Regions from separate parts of the Homo sapiens genome. Here region 2 is linked to region 1. The links are chromatin loops, found by intact Hi-C in ENCODE. Cell type or tissue: gastrocnemius medialis. All regions are shown on one strand.

Region 1 (8,000 bases):
ACAGACTAAGAAGCCGAGGCCCTGGCCTGGCTCTGACACCTATGCACTGTGGGGCCCTCAACAAATCATCCACTTCTCTAGGTCTCAGTCCTCATTTGCAATAATGAGATACTTCACCCATCCTTCCCAGCTTGCAATACTGTGACATTTGTCTTTTCAGCATTCAACACATCGCCAGGTATCTATTAACCACCAACCAGGTGTCCAGTACTCTGCTAGTGGATATAAGCAGAGCTCTCCAGCTTTTTTTTTTTTTTTTTTTTTCATAGAATGGGACACATACAAAGTGATTTGCAAAATTCACCAGAATAAATTAATGAGGCCACCTGCAGCCAGAGGTCATGTCCTGATGCTCCAGACCCCACTCAGTGGTCCTGAGAACCGAGGACATCAGGGTCTTGGGACATCATAAAAAGGACTGCAGCACCCTGGTCAGGCAGTGCGGCTGAAGGATCCCGAGTTTCTCTACGCTGCCTCTGTCAGCCAGGAGTTTACACTGTAGCCAGGGAAGTATGATGCCCAAAACAGTGTTGAACAACTAACATGGCACTTGCATAAGAGTTACAGTAATTCAAGGATGGGGAGATCAGTGTGGTGAAGCAGTCTGGGCAGGCTTCCTGGAGGAATGGCCCCAGCACAGAAGTGGTTGACTTGGATTTCATCAGCATCAAGGCAGGAGCAGAGAGTGACAGAGGACAGACCCCTATGGGGAGAATCGGGAGCTCTGAATTCCTGTTCTGACTCCACCTCTGAATCATTCTGCCTCCGCTCTCTGTGTGTACCTCTCCTCTTTTATTCACCAATGGCAGCTGCGGGATCTGCTGAGCTAACCTCAAAGGCTGCCATGAAATTCAAACGAGACAGTGTATCTAAAGACATTCATCGGGAACTAAGTACCACATTAATATCAGGGACAATCATTAGCCGTGGATCAGGAAAGCTAATGCAAACCTTATGATCATAGGAGTTTTCCCTGCTGAGTTCATCGATGGATGGCAAGTGCTTAGGACAGCGCCTGGCTCACAGTGGAAACTTTACAAATTGTTATTGAATGAAAGGGAAAGGGAGGACTTGACCAGCTTCTCATCCTGGGCAAGATGGGGATGCAGGAGCTGGTGTGGCCTAGACAAAACTAGATTCTTCAGGGACGATCTCCCTGGGTGCATGGCCTCGGTCCAGCTGGGAGTCCTTTGCTTCCCTTGGTAACTGCCTGCCTCAGCCACTGCCTCTCTGGGGAACCCGGGGCTTTCATCTCCCCCCTACCTGCCGGAAGCCAGAGTGCTGACCCTGACCGGGAGGCCGATTTTAAAGAGCAGGCTCCTAAAGTGGCCTCCTTTTCTCAGGTGATTTATATGATCCAGCGTGCATGCTGAAGGAGAGCATTTAACTTGGATACAATTTAGAATTTTGTTTTTCTCTGAGTTTTTGATTCTGTTCTTTCCTCCTTTGGCTTGAGATTGCAATAAAAGGCAAGATTACCTGGAATAAATACCAGACTGGCTGTATGTTTGGTGAGAGACTGAAGCCGATGAGATTGGAGCCAAGAATGCAAGAGAGACAGCGTGCATGAGAACGAGGTGTCTGCCGGTCCTGCCTCTTCCAGGCGGTCTGTCCCCTTCCCCATCTGGCTGTTCTTCTCTGGGTGCCTCAGTCTCCACCTCCCTGCCCCGTCTTCTCCTACGCCTCCTGCTCAATCCTCAACAGAGATGGGGAATGTGTCCCTCCCGCTTAGGATGCTGTTCACCGCAGAACAGGATTCTGCTTTTTGGTTGCCCAGGCAGGCTGTCCAAATAGCCACCAAGACTATGCAGCAATTTAATCTCTTTCCAGGAACTCCAGGCCTGTAGTTTATGGTAAAAATGGCTTGTTCCTGTCTAGGAACACCGACTCTCACTTCAGAGGGCGACTCAGACTTCCTTAGACTCTACGGAAGCTCTAGGAAGTCTTAATGGGAAGGGGGATTTAAAAAATGTCAGGAGGGGCATGTGGGCTTCTCAAGGGAAGAGAGCAGAGGCAATATTAGACATTTCATAACATTTGGACACCTACTCTTCCTGTTCTTCATATTTTCTTGCAGCTTTGAAAGGTGTTATTGTCTCCATTTTACAGATGAGATGAGGAGACCGAGGCTCGGAGAGGCTTATGCATTTGCCCAAGACTCTACAACTCCACAACTTAACAGGTACCTCTAGAACTGTCTGACTCCAAAGCCTCTGTTCTTTCTACTTTTCCAGGAGTAGGGTAGAGAAAGGTCTGGAGTCCACAGAGTTTCGTGTGCTATTTATGATACCCTAAGGTGGCACCAGAACATCGTGATTGGGTCTGGGTGTTGCCCCAGGGACTCAAGCACCCTTTCCGATGGCCTCCCACCAAACCCAGGGCCTCACTCGGATTCTGAACCCTCAACCTTGAGGAAAATGCAGAATCGGAAGGCGGAGGGGGAGGGGGGGTTCCGAGGAGAGTCCGTGAAAATGGCAAAAAGATTGATAAAAATAAAAGGCCGGGCGCGGTGGCTCACGCCTGTAATCCCAGCACTTTGGGAGGCCGAGGCGGGCAGATCACGAGATCAGGAGATCGAGACCATCCTGGCTAACACGGTGAAACCCTGTCTCTGCTAAAAATACAAAAAAATTAGCCGGGCGCGGTGGCGGGCGCCTGTAGTCCCAGCTATTCGGGAGGCTGAGGCAGCAGAATGGCGTGAACCCGGGAGGCGGAGCTTGCAGTGAGCCGAGATCGCGCCACTGCACTCCAGCCTGGGTGACAGAGCGAAACTCTGTCTCAAAAAAAATAAAATAAAATAAAAAATAAAAAATAAAGAGCTGAGGGCTGCAGGGAAATAAAGTGGGCATGTTGGTTGGGGAAAGGAATTGACTGCAGGGATACAGCCTGTGAGTTCGTGAAGCGCCCTTCGAGCAGAGTGAACTGTTCACAGGCTCCAGCAGAATGAATCTATGGCTGAAAAATGCCAATTTTGGACCAAAGGCGTAGGGTACAGCTCCCTTTTTGGGAAGTCTGTGAAATTTAAACAGTCCAGTGCCAGGGAATCTAGCTGGAGGGAGGGGAGGAGGAAAATAAAAGCCTCTCAAGTCTCTTTTCAAGCCTGGGATTGTGGAATTCTAAGATGTGCATTTGAGAACACATCAAAGATAAGGGGGAGATGGATTTAACTGCCCAGTTCATATGGAATGAAGTTGCTATGTGTTCTTCTATTGATGTCAGGTGCCCAGACGTGACAGCAATAAATCGAGAGGGATATTTATGTAAACAAAAGAAATATAAATAGATGGGAGAGAGTAAACTAAATATAAACTCTCAGTTCAAATCACTGTGAGAACAGCCAATGCTATTTTCAGAGGGGGTGTGTAAGTGCATGCAGGGTGCTATTTATGGCCAGAAGGTTGTATGTAAACTCTGACAGTCCAGCGGCTGCTTTCAATGGCGTGCCATTCAACTCAAGCTGAAGTGGCCTATTGCTTTCTCATCCCCACAGGGAAGAAAACAAGACAGAAAGAAAGAACAAGGAATGTTTTTCCTCTCGCCATGCACGTCTAGCTGTGCACAGTCTCACACTTTTATCGCTTTCCTTCTTGACCATCACTCCTTAAGTCCTGTACATTCTCTAAAGCTGAGTTAAGGTGCATGAGGACACCTTCAGGACCCTGATGCACCCCCATCTAGTCTGTGTTCCCGGACACCCCTGTAACACCCAGGCACATTCACGCATGTTACATATATTTTCTCTTGGACTACCTTTCTGTCCCTCTGACTATACTGTGAGCTCCCCAAGGGCAAGGCTATGGCTTGCATTCCTGAGCTAAGCAATAATAGGTGCTCAGATTTGGTTTGTTCACCCCATTAATCCCTGACCCAAGGGAAGTGTGAACTTGAACGTGTAGCAGGAAAGGGATTTATCAGACAGAGGGAGATTTTCTTTTTAAAGATGAGGGTGCTAGGAGACTGAGCCATGCTTCAGCTCTTGCTCAGAGGCAGGGGATGGCAGCAATAACCTCTTAAATCCGGCCCCTCCCTCTCAGAGATTTTTCCTGTCTTTGAAGGAAGGTCTCAATGGTGAGTCAATGATGAATCTAATCCACGTTTCCTCTTCTTGCAGGCAATTGCATCTAGCATATAATGTGTTGGTTATCCCCAGAACACAGAGCAGTGCATCTCCACAGCGAGAATTCCAGAACAGGTAGGAAATTCCTTGTCTTTGGGGTTTTACTTTTGCATGTTTCCCAGAAGGGGGCAGCATCTCCCTGAGATTTCTTCCCTTTGGCGGTACAATCCTTTCCAGCAGCCTTTAAGGAAGGGCAGATTCAGAAATCCGGAGAATTGCCTCAGTCTCTGCCATTCAGATTCACTAGAGGAGTGGGAATGGGCAAAGGGTGGCCTGTAGACTGGAGAACAAGTGTCTTCAGAATGACGTGTGCCCACGGTGGTCCAAGAACACGGTCCCACCCAGAACATGGTCCCGCCAGAGGCATCAGAGGGCTCAGGTCCTCAGTGTTTGTGAACCTACCAGGGTTTTTGTGCCCCGATGCCCGAGAGGTTCAAGATTTGAAAGTCAAGGGTTGTACAGAGGGGCTGTCTGGATGGGAAATTTTGCTGTGCTCTTCTCTCATCTATTTGGGCACCTGGAGGGCACACAGCTGCATCTGCGGCAGAGCCTTAGAGGGCAGATGGCTTACTCAGTGACTTAGCTAGTTACAGCTGGGACTAGCACTGAGGTCAGCCTGCTAGGATCTGTCAGGTGCTCTCCCAACCACCTGGGACTGCCAAGGTCAAGAGACATGCAATAATACCCGTTTTCCATGATTTTTACTCTCTGCAGTTTCAGTTACATGAAGTCAGTTGAATTTCAAAGATAGGTGAGCACAGTACAGCAAGGTAGAGACCACAATCACAAAACTTGTATTGCAGTATATTGTTACAATTGTTCCATTTGATTATCAGTTATTGCTGTAAATCCCTCACTTAATTAATAAAGTGTCACATTGAGGGTTGGAACTGGCGTTCTCACTCAGCAAAGCTCTGACCAAAGTTTAGCATTAGGCCAGCCTTGCTGCACACCGCACCAGGGACAGCACATTTGCGGTGTGCACTGGGCAAGTGCACAAGGGTGTACATTTGCTTCCCTTCCCGCTCCTGGCACCTGCGGGCTGGTCTCCTCCGCGTGTGCTGGGAAGTCATCAGAACAGCTTTCAAGCATCCTAAGGCCAGCCCGCACTCCCAGATTATATTTTGATACCCATTTACCTTCTACTGCTCTTCCGATCAGCATTTACTCTGCATTTCCTGGTCTTTGTGGTTTGTCAGCTCCTTCACGTTGCTTTCGCTTAGCTGGCGTGTGTGAGGATGAATGAAGAGAGTTAAAAGCCTCCCAACCTCTGGCGCGCTGGAACAGTTCCCTGAATGTGGGGCTGCTGTGAACTGCTGTCATCGCAACATCTATCAAAAACATCTCTTGCCCCCAGGACACGACAGAGTTTTGAAAGTGTTTCTGCCCTACGTTGCTTATGCAGATACTTGGGAGAGAGCTTCCTCCATTTCTGTCTGGTTTTTGGACAAATTCTTCAGATTGTAAGATGTTCAGCATTCTGGGTTGTTTGACTGTGGAAACGCACGGGAGCTCTTGCGGTGTAGACTCTAGCCCCAGTTCTATTGCCAATCTGTCAGGGCCCTAGCAGGCATCACTGCTGTTCTTTAAGACTTACTCTTGCCAACCTCCTGTTGCACCTCTGGAAACAGGACGAGAATGATTTTTTCTGCCAGTGAGTTGAGAAAAGTTGTCACACTGAAAGTACCAACTGAATAAGGTCAGAGAATCAAGGAAGCAAGTGCCTGTGGAGGTTGATGAATCAACAGAAAAATATTACCATATTGGATGTCCACCCGCCTATGTTTAAATCTTCATCTGAGAAAGGGGTGAAGTGTTGGAAAGCATTTAAAATCTGCAAAGATGGGAAATGAGATAACGACCTGGGTCCTCTGGGACAGGACATGCCAGTGCTGGTTCTTGAGAGGACAGCTGCTCCAACAGCCGGGCTCTCCAGAATATGCCGCCGTGGGCTTCGGCCTGGCAGCAGGGCCCCTGGAGGAGCCTGGCACCCAACAGGCGCTCTGTAAATATTTGGGAAGTGAGTGGACGAGTGACTGTCCCTGGTTTGGGCTGGTGCCATTTAGAGGGCAACCAGAGTGCAGGGAAGGGAGGAGCTTGGGCAAGAGGGACATTGCTGTCGCTGGTTGATGGTGAGATGGCACTTAATGAGAACCTGGTCATTGGGAAAGCCCCAAGCCTGCGTCTTGCTGTGATGCCTTCCCCATTATGAAGGGTCCATTGGCATGGGAGTGGGGAGACCTGGACTCAGAGAAGCTACAAGGGCAAGGGTGGAAAGGCATAGCTTCTGCAAGTTGATGCTGAAAAAGATCCAAGACTCATATTCAGCAGACAGCCCATAACCAAGAGCCAAGGAAAACTTTGCCTCTGCTTCTTCTACTGGACTCTCTTGGGCTATCCTTTCATGTCTTTATTTTTCTCAAAATAGCTCTATGTTCCTTTCTTTAAAAATTAAAATATAGCAAAATTGACTTTCGGGGGTTTTATAGCTCCATGAGCTTTAACATATATGTAGGATCATGTAACCACTACTATTATCAGAATACAGTACAGTTCCATGACCCCAAAGAACTCCTTCATGCTACTACTCCCTTTGTAGTCATACTCTCTCCATATTTCTAACCCCGGCAACCAATGATCTTTTCTCTATTACTATAGTTTTATCTTTTTGAGGATGTCATATGAATGAATTTATACAGCATGTAATTTTCTGAAACTAGCTTCTTTCACTCAGCATTATGCCTTTGAGATTCACCCAAGCTATTGTAACAATAGTTTATTATTATTTATTTTATTTTTCTTTATATTATTATTTTTTATTTCAATAGTTTTTAGGGTGGATGAGTTCTTTACTGGTGAATTCTGAGATTTTAGTGCACCCATCACCCAAACAGTGTACACTGTACCTAATATGTAGTCTTTTATCTCTCACCCTCCTCTCAACTTCTCCGCCAAGTTCCCACAGTCCTTTATATCACTGTATATGTTTTTGCTTCCCTATAGCTTAGTTCCCACTTATAAGTAAGAATGTACAGTATTTGGGTTTCCATTCCTGGGTTACTTTACTTAGAATAATGACCTGCAGCTCCATCCAAGTTGCTGCAAAAGACATTACTTTCTTCCTCTTTATGGCTAAGTAGTGTTCCATGGTGGATATATACTACATTTTCTTTATCCACTCACTGATCGATGTGGACTTAGGTTGCTTCCGTATCTTTGCAATTGTGAATTGGGCTGCCATAAACATGTGTGTGCAGGTGCCTTTTTCATAAAATGACTTCTTTTCCTTTGGGTAGTGTATTAGTCAGGGCTCTCTGAAGGAACAGAATTAATAGGATATATGTATATAGGAAGGGGAGTTTATTAGAAAAATTGACTCACACGATCACAAGGTGAAGTCCCAACATAGACCATCTACAAGCTGAGGAGCAAGGAAGTCAGTGCAAGTCCCAAAACCTCAGAAGTAGGGAAGCTGACAGTGCAGCCTTCAGTCTTTGGGCAAAGGCCGAAGAGCCCCTGGCAAATCACTGGTGTAAGTCCAAGAATCCAAAAGCTGAAAAACCTGGAGTCTGATGTTTGAAGGCAGGAAGCATCCAGCACGGGAGAAAGATGGAGCCTGGAAGACCCAGCAAGTCTGCTATTCCGCCTTCTCCTGCCTCCTTATCCTAGCTGCACTGGCTGCTGATTAGGTGATGCCCACCCAGATTGAGGGTGTTTAGTTGCTTGTGTTAGTTTGCTGAGGATGATGGTTTCCAGCTTCATCCATGTCCCTGCAAAGGACATGAACTCATCCTTTTTAATGGCTGCATAGTATTCCATGGTGTATATGTGCCACATTTTCTCTATCCAGTCTATCATTGATGGGCATTTGGGTTGGTTCCAA
Region 2 (8,000 bases), 260 kb after region 1:
TAAGTGCTGTTTTCACAAGATAAAGGCAAAATTCAATCCCACGTTGCCGTTTTGTTTCTGTTCAGTGTTCCAACCACAGAGTGGTGCTATTGCAAAAGATAAGGGTAACCAGAAGGCACGCTCTGGAAATTTGCTTTAGGAGAGAGTTTTAAAGGGGGTTTTCAAAAACAAGATCTGATTCCTGCTCTCAGAAATCACTTCCAGGAGTCAGGGCCTTACTCTCAGATGCAGCAGGGAGAAGAAGAAAGTTCAGCAACCTAAAAATACAGTCGACAGATGGGCAGCCAAAGTCATGGCCACGAAGTCAACTTGGAGAGGAGCACCTACCTAGTGAATCCTAAAAGATCTCATCCTGGATGCTTCCTTAACCAGGCCTATGTACAGGGCACAAGCTCGCAGCCAGCTTACTTTCCAGTCCTGATCTTTGCTTTTGCTATCCATACCAATGGTATTTCTATAGAAAAGAAAAATCTCTATTTAGAAACACGGATTTACTTAGAAGTCACAATATTCTAGTTTAAAAATGGCTCTACATAGTAGAGAATGATCTTTTTATTCTGTCTTCTTAAAAATACACCTTTCTAATTCTTTTTTTCTTCCCACCTTCTTCATTCAGCACCTTGCCACTCCCTTGGAAGCCACAACAGCGAGCTGGGGGGTCAGTCCCTAGTCTTAGAGGGAAGAAATCTTTAGGTCTGAAGTCTAAAGAAAAACAGTAAAGGAAAAGGCAGTTGGCGGTGCTCAAGGTAGACTGTCTGAAAGAGGTCTTCTACTCAGAAAAGGGCTAAGGCTCTCCCTTTGGGAAACCAATCCTTCTGAGAAAAAGTGCATCTTTCACCCTCTGCTCCTGTCTGGGTCTCTCCCTCTTCCTCCCTCCTTCCCTCAGTCCCTCCTCCCCTCTCTCCACAAAGACACAGCACATATTTGGCAAGATTAAGGTGTCACCTCTCATATTACAAGGCCTGTTGATTGCAAGCAAAGACAGACCCACCAGCTTAGGACAAAACCCCTTGGAGTTGGAAATAAGACAAACTCTGGGATCCCCGAAAGTCCCGGCAAAATGACGCGGCCAGCCAGTGCAAGGCATCTGCAGAACAAATCCAAGTCCTAAACGCACTGCTTGCTGCCTTTTCTTCTCCTTCCTTTCTTCTGATTTTTCAAGTTTGTTTGCCCCCCTTCCCCTCCTCCCTCCAGACTGCCAGGGACCTGGGAGCTGCCTGCAGATCAGCCCGCACATGTATTTAACCCCTTCCCTGCTGCAGCAGGAGCCAACCACCTCTTTCCTTGCAATCTTCAGGTTCCCAGAGGACCTGGAGCTTGAGAAAAGAACTCTGCCAGTGGATCTGAAACTGGGGCCTGAATCCCTCCTTTGACCAGGGCGAGAAGCTGGAGGAGGGGGGCAAGTGCGGGAAGTGGGGGAGGGCAGGGAGGCGGGCCAGATGAGAGGGAGAAAAGCAGAACCCGACAGAGCACGCCCAATCCAAACCTTCATGGTGCTGTGTGGCTGGGTGGAGGGAACGACTCGGCAGCCTCTTCTGGCCCTGAGGAAGACGTCGATATTTTGGCACGAGGGGAGCCACTGAAGGACTACCCTACCCTTGCGAGGGACCGCAGGAGGTGACGCCCCTGGGCCTCGGTGGGCGCTTCTGGCGGTTTTCGATGTGGCAACCCCCATCAGCCAGGATAATGATGAGGCAGGTACAATCTATCTAGTACGCAGCCCCCAGACTCCCCCCTCCCTTCCCACCTCCCCATCCAACCCCCCAGCTACTCTCTGCGGCCGGTTGGTCCTGAACTGGTGGGTGCAGTTCCGATGTTTAACCAAATTCTCAAGCAATTTCAAGGTATTTGGATTTTTTGAACCTGGGCCCTAACCGAAACGCGGAACGGCTTGCTTATTAGACACCTCGAACGACAGGGCAGGGAGGAAACGGGATACTCGCTGCCCTTCCCAGTCGCGCGTGAGTCAAAAGGTCCTGGCAGGAGATGATGTGAGGAGCGGCTGAAGTGGCAGGGAGGAAGGGATGAGGGGCTTGGAGCGGAGGTCCACCACGCAAGGACTCGGGAAGCGGGCAAGTGGGCAAAACTCTGCTTCCGGGCTCTCGATTTCTCGTTGATCACTAAGTGGTATTTTTCCCCCTTCTCTCGATGGCAAATGGGCGAAATCAAGATGACTTAACTTGGTAAATTTAGAGAGAACGGCTCGGAGCAAGTGAGGTCTAACGGGCAGCTAAAATTATCTCCAAATAAGAGATTTTGACCCCCTCCCCCTATCCTCTCCTCGAATGTATCCACCGGTGGGGAAGTGAGCGTCATTACTTTCGGGGCGCCACGAACAGGTTTGTTTGTTGCTCGCCTTTCCTGCTTCTCGCGCTGTCCCCGCGTGCAGACTGGTGGGTGCTGGGCGAGTGATTAGCTGCAGGGCCCCATCCTAGTTTGGAAGGAAGGGGTTTAGAAGTTGGAGGATGGGTGAAATGGGAGGCTGCGATCCATCTCCCTCTCCCTTCCACACTCAAGCTCCCGCAAACACGCGCGCGCACACACAGCCCCTCCCTAGTCCCTCGGACCACCCGCCCCCACGCCCCTCTACCTTGACCTCCCTTGACCGCCGACACAGCGTCCTGGGTGCGGGTCCCCGGGAGCGGGGAGTTCGCCGGGGAGCGATTGTCCTTGGGCGTGTTCGTGCTGTGGGGTGGGGGGAGGAGTGGCGGGTGGGCTTGGTAGGGGGTGGGGAGAGATCTGGAGCTGGAAGGGTCTAAGGTTTGGAGGAGGAGTTTACGCCTCAGACCTGATCCTCCTGAGGAAAAAGGCAGGAAAAGGCCCTGATGCCTTGTAAAGAAAATCTTGAAAGAAAAAAGATCAAAAAGAAAAATTTCAAGAAAAAGAACCACTAAGAAAGGCTGAAGACACTAACATGTAACCTGTTACGATACATTTAACGTTTCGTTTTTTCCTGGATCTCTAAAAGGGAACTCAAGGGTGGGGGTTACTGAAGAATACTACAGATTTGGAAGTTTTTGTTGCTGTTGTTGTTTGGTTTGGTTTTGTTTTTCAAGAGGGGCCAGGAGAAATGACCCCTTCCCCGCCACGGGTCCCGAAGTGAGGGCGGGGGGGGGGCTCTGGGGCGCGGGCGCGCGCGGCGCGGCGCGGGCCGGCGGGGGAGGGCGGCGCGGCGCGGAAGGGGTTAAGGCGCTGAGCGCGGAGCCATCTGGCCGGGTTGGCTGGTTATAACCGCGCAGATTCTGTTCACGGGACTCAGAGTTGAAGCTCCTCTCCCTTCCGAACAGCTCCGCGCACCGCCCCGCGACGCAGCCCGGCGCAACTACTTTCTTCTCTCTCCTTTCTTTCTTCCTCTCCTTTTTCCCCTGCTGGGTAGTGGCTGCGGCGGGGTGGGGGAGACTTTGAATGACCGAGCTCGCGTCCACCTTTCTCTTCATGTCGACGTCCCTGGAAACGGCCACACGGATGCCATGGTTACTTTTGCCACGGTAAGGGGAGGCGGCGGGCACCTTGGGTGGGCAGGTTTGGGGATGGGGGTCCACGTGGGGAGGGATTTTCCAGTGGACTGGTGCGGGGGGCCCCAGATCCGCATCCCGCCCCACCCCCATCGCGCCGCGCTCACTCACTTTCCCGGGCTTGTGTCTTCCCCAAAGTTTGCGCTGGGATCTGCTCAGGCCGAAGCGCAACCGCAGCCACCCCGCTACACACACACACACACACACACACACACACACACACACACACACACACACAGACACGGACACCCTTCTCCACCTCCTCCCCTCTTGTCCCTCGGCTGCCCAAGAAGCTTCCCTCAATCTGGGAAAGTGATCAGGTTTAAGGGACCTGGATTGGAAAGGGTGGGGGCAGAAGAGGGGAAATGGGGACGACGAAAGAGCAGGAAAGAGATTCAACAGAATCAACCACCCACCACTCCCAACCGACCCGCCTGCTCCTCCGAGAAAGCTCCTAGCGCATCCTATAACAAAAGGGGGTGGCAGACAGAACTCCGGGCGGGGAGGTGCCGCGGCAGCTCCCCTGCACACGCCCTGCACTCTGCCGGCCGCTGAGCCTGATTCTCAGCTCGCCCCAGCACCACTCTGGCCCGGGCGTGGGCTGGGGGGAGGGGACGCGCAGCTCAGGACCCGGAACCTCGCGTTCCAGTTTTGGGAGTTGGGACTCACTGCCACGCGCCGCGTACCTGCGTTGGAGTTCCCCGAAAGGGTTTTTTCAGAAAAGACCTCGCGCCCCGGGCTCCTCTTGGCCAGCGCCCACCCGGTGGCCACCCCACCCTGGGCCTTTGCGCAGATGTTGGAGCTCCGTACGCAGCCCGCACATCTGGGACCCCTCCGGGGAGCGGCGGGCACCCGGGCCCGGCCATCCCAGGGGATCTCCTTGCGGTATCGTCCAGCCTGTTCTCGGACTTTGAGCGGTGGCGTGGGAGGCCGGGAGACCTGGGCACCCGCGCAGCCAGCCAGGTCGGAGTTTAAAGGTCCCACGACGGACCGAACTGTCCCATTGCCCCAGAGCTTTACTCAGTGGTGGATGCTCCTGATGAAATTTGGGACGCTTGGGAGTTGAAGGTTAGGGACAGGAGGGGCGAGGGCCGAGGGCATGGGATGGGGGAGTAGGATTCTGCTTGTTGCTCTCCGCGGGAGTGGGTGCGCGTCCAGGAGGCGCTGCTTCTTTGCGGGAGTTTGGCTGCTGCGTTCATTCGTCGTCTGCGCTTCAGATGCACGGCACTGAGACCCTTGCGTCCGACGGTGTCGGGGCTGTGGACTAGAAAGGATCCCTTTTGCTGGAATCGAGGCTGGGGTGGGATTGCCGGTGGGGGAAACACCGAAAAGATCGTCTGGCCTCGGCCTCTGGCGGCGGGCGGCAGGTTCTGAGTCCGAATGGAGGTTGCTCCCGGGAGCGCCGGGCTCAGAGCTAGAGAGCTCGGGAGACTGTGCGCCTGTGGACTTGTTTATGTGTGTGAAGAGGCGGGGGCGAGGGCCTGCTGAGAGGGGAGGGGAGCCTGGAAGGGGTGGGTGTTTCTCCTGGAGCCTGATGTTTGTAACTCAGCTGATTATGGAGTGCACTGAGCGACCTGCTTTTTAAATAAAGAGGTGCCCGCTCCTACCCCGCAAAACAGCGAACGAGGAGAACATGGAAGCGCTCTGTCCTAAACGTCAGGATGGGAGAAAGTTGTAACATAGAGGAGACTTTTCCAGAGGTCCTGTTTTCACAACACTCAGAAGTTCTCCAGCGTACTCAGCCTGCCTCCCGCCTGCCCTCAATTCCTTTTTGACATGTCACACAAAGAAAGCTGAAAGGTAGAATGTGGAGGATAAACTCCAACCCCCTCTGCCTTGGGCGCAAACACACAGACTTAGGTATCGTGTTAGGAGGTAAGGGGGTTGGAAAATAATGCAGGCTCCGGTAGACAGTGTTGAAGGGAGATAGAAAGTCTGGGGTATTTCCCCTAGGGAGAGTGTGTGGGATTTTGTGTTGGTGAGGACTGGAGTGTAGCTGGACTTAGAGGGTTTGGTTGTGTGTGAATGGGATATGCTTATCTATGGAGTGAGATTGTGACCATTGAGTGAGTGGTCAGGGAGGGATGGGGATGTTTTTCCAAAGTGTGTGTGTGTGTGTGTGTGTGTGTGTGTGTGTAGGGGAAGGTGGCAAAAGAGCTGGAGTCCTATCCCTCTTTGGTGCCTGGGAGGTGTGTGTTTCTGGGGAGTCTGTCGGATGGGCATCTGTGTGCTTAGCGGGAGACAAGAGCTTGCAGGAACATAGGTGTAGCTAATGCGAAATCTGTGCCTATGAAGGGTGTCAGAGCAGGAGGAGAGGTGCAGCCTGTTGAAGACAGATGGCTTGTGCATGCCTGCACAAACACATGGAGTGGGTGTGGTGTAGGAGGGCGGCTGTGTGTGTGAGGGAAAGGTGGATGCATGTGGAAGGTTGGGCGCCTGAGGATTACCAAAGGGATGTGTGTGGGGGGTGGGGGAAGATTATCTGAGGAGCACGGGGTTTGAACTTCATGAGGGTGCACTGGGAAATTTGGCTGGAATGGCACTGGGGCATGTAGGGGGTAGAAAAGTGTGAGCTCAGATCCTCTTTATGGAAAGACAAAGCATTTGCAGGGAAGGACACCGGGTTGGTGTTGGTGTTTGCCTCCCCCCTCCTTCCTCCCCAGAGAGAAGAGAATTGGAGGAGGCTTAGAATGAGGGATGTACATTTAAGGGGAAAAGTCCTTGTGCATTGGCACTGGGTGGGAACAGGAAGAGATGTGTGCATAAGACTGAAGTAAGTAGAGGAATGCACTATCTGTGCCTGGTGTCAGGGATGCATGTTGTATAATGTTTTGTAATGGGTTTCTTATGTAATAGGAGAATTCACTATCACCAGTTCATATTGATAATCAATTAAAGCTAATGGAGTGCCTACTGGATGCTCAGCCCATTGCTGGGTACTGGGGCATGGCACACTGCCCTGGAAAAATTCCTTCTCCAGGCTCAGTAAAACTGATGCAATTTTGCCAGAAATAGACAGAGCTCGACGCTTGTTGAGGTTTCTTCAAGGTCTATAATTCAGTTTCTAGAGATGTTTATGGATCTTGGGGGCCAAAGGGAAGCTGACTTGAAATATATCTCTGGTTTTGTAAAAAGTGGGGCATAAAGAGAGGGATGATGTAGACTTTTGTGTATTGGGAAGGGAGCTGGACGGTGTTGTTGTTTCTTGTGTGGGGTGTGGGCTGGGAATTGGAGGGTGCTGCACTTCAGGTCAGAATGCAGGTCCAGATCCCTCTAAGGATTGAGTTTCTAAGAGTACACAGAGCCTCCTTCATAGCTGGAATGAGACCTGTTATGTGGAGCTGGAGAATGGTGAAGTCATGATCAAGGAAGAGATGGACTGGGAGTGTTTGTTCATCTTTGATGTTTTCTGGGCTACGAGTGTAAAGCTAACCTGAGTGTGTGTTGGGGGGGTGGGTATGCATGCAGGTGCGTGCACATGCACTTTGGCCTGGAGTAACGTAACTGGGAGAAAACTAGCGAGGTGGATAGGAGGGGTGGATATTCTGGCTCTTGTGAAGGGGGTGCCAGTATGTGTTTTTGCAGGAATTCTGTGTGTCTGGGGAAGGATAAAAATTGTCTTGGATACTCAGATGTGCATCTTTAGCGAAAAAAGGTGTACACAAAAGAAGGGCCGTAGACTTTGGGGAATGAGACAAAGGTGTCGTTGATCGGGTCCATACCCTGAGATGGCTGGTGAGGCAACTGGGTAGGAACAGAGTGAAGGCTGTGCTTTTGTGATGCACACATCTGCCTGTCTGGAGCAGACGATGGGGATCCCCATTTGATTAGGTTCTGACCACCGTTGGGCATATGTTTGGGAGGACTTTATTTGACTCATGACATTTTTGAATTCATGAAGTTACAGCTGTGCCATTTTAAGGGTCTACCTTATTTTTGAGAGGGAAACTCATCTGTGTAAGAGATAGTTTATATAGGGCTTGACTATTGGTCAGAAGATCCGGGGCAGATATTTCTGAGAGCAGGGTGGTGAAGTGCAAGACTGGATTGGGAATGTCTTAGTTCTAGTCCAGTTCTACCACTTGGGAAAAGTGTGACTTTGGGGACATTTTTAATCTCTATAACTCTTCTGTTTCTCTTTTTGTAAAGGGGCAATATAATGACTCAAGGAGAAGGAAAGTTCACTCCTCTTTTCCCCCATCAAAACTTGATGTGTTTAGTTGTATACAGCCATACAAAGATGAAATGTAATTAAATACAGGTGCTAGCACGTATGTAGGTCATTGTGAAAATAGGATCTGGACCCCTTTCTCTTTACAATGCAACTTAATCAGTAATCATGATGCCCACAGCATCTCTACTGCTCACTCATTGTGTAAATAAAACTTTTTATAACTGCCTCAGTTTACTCATCCAGAAGCTGGAGGCAGCCAAACCTAGATTATAGATGATGGAAATCTTTAAGATCTTTGAGCTATTCAGAGG

The links. Hi-C counts contacts between places; a loop is a spot of excess contacts. Peaks named below come from ENCODE experiments on the same cell type or tissue, not always from the same donor. Only the 100,000 strongest peaks of a DNase experiment are listed, where the experiment ranks them.
Region 2: it touches region 1 in a loop (5-fold over the local background); 45 of 110 quality-filtered maps call a loop at or near these places.

What each region holds. Positions count from the first base shown.
Region 1 is chr12:5,167,698-5,175,697 of GRCh38, forward strand. It overlaps LOC105369617 (a long non-coding RNA gene), which reads left to right. Exons shown (of 10, transcript NR_188066.1): 3 at 2,110-2,182; 4 at 4,112-4,192. Among named protein-coding and RNA genes, the nearest start is that of LINC02443, 71 kb to the right of the region's middle. RefSeq lists enhancers at 4,128-4,864, 5,333-6,532. In gastrocnemius medialis, a CTCF peak has its summit at 4,233 (motif pointing right); DNase peaks (open chromatin) are centred at 3,374 and 6,164; H3K27ac peaks cover 2,761 bases.
Region 2 is chr12:5,428,855-5,436,854 of GRCh38, forward strand. NTF3 (neurotrophin 3) reads left to right here and starts at 3,254. Exons shown (of 2, transcript NM_001102654.2): 1 at 3,254-3,488. The coding sequence starts at 3,471. RefSeq lists an enhancer at 4,071-4,596. In gastrocnemius medialis, CTCF peaks have their summits at 56 and 256; DNase peaks (open chromatin) are centred at 1,947 and 3,248; H3K4me3 peaks cover 3,697 bases; H3K27ac peaks cover 1,308 bases; H3K27me3 peaks cover 250 bases.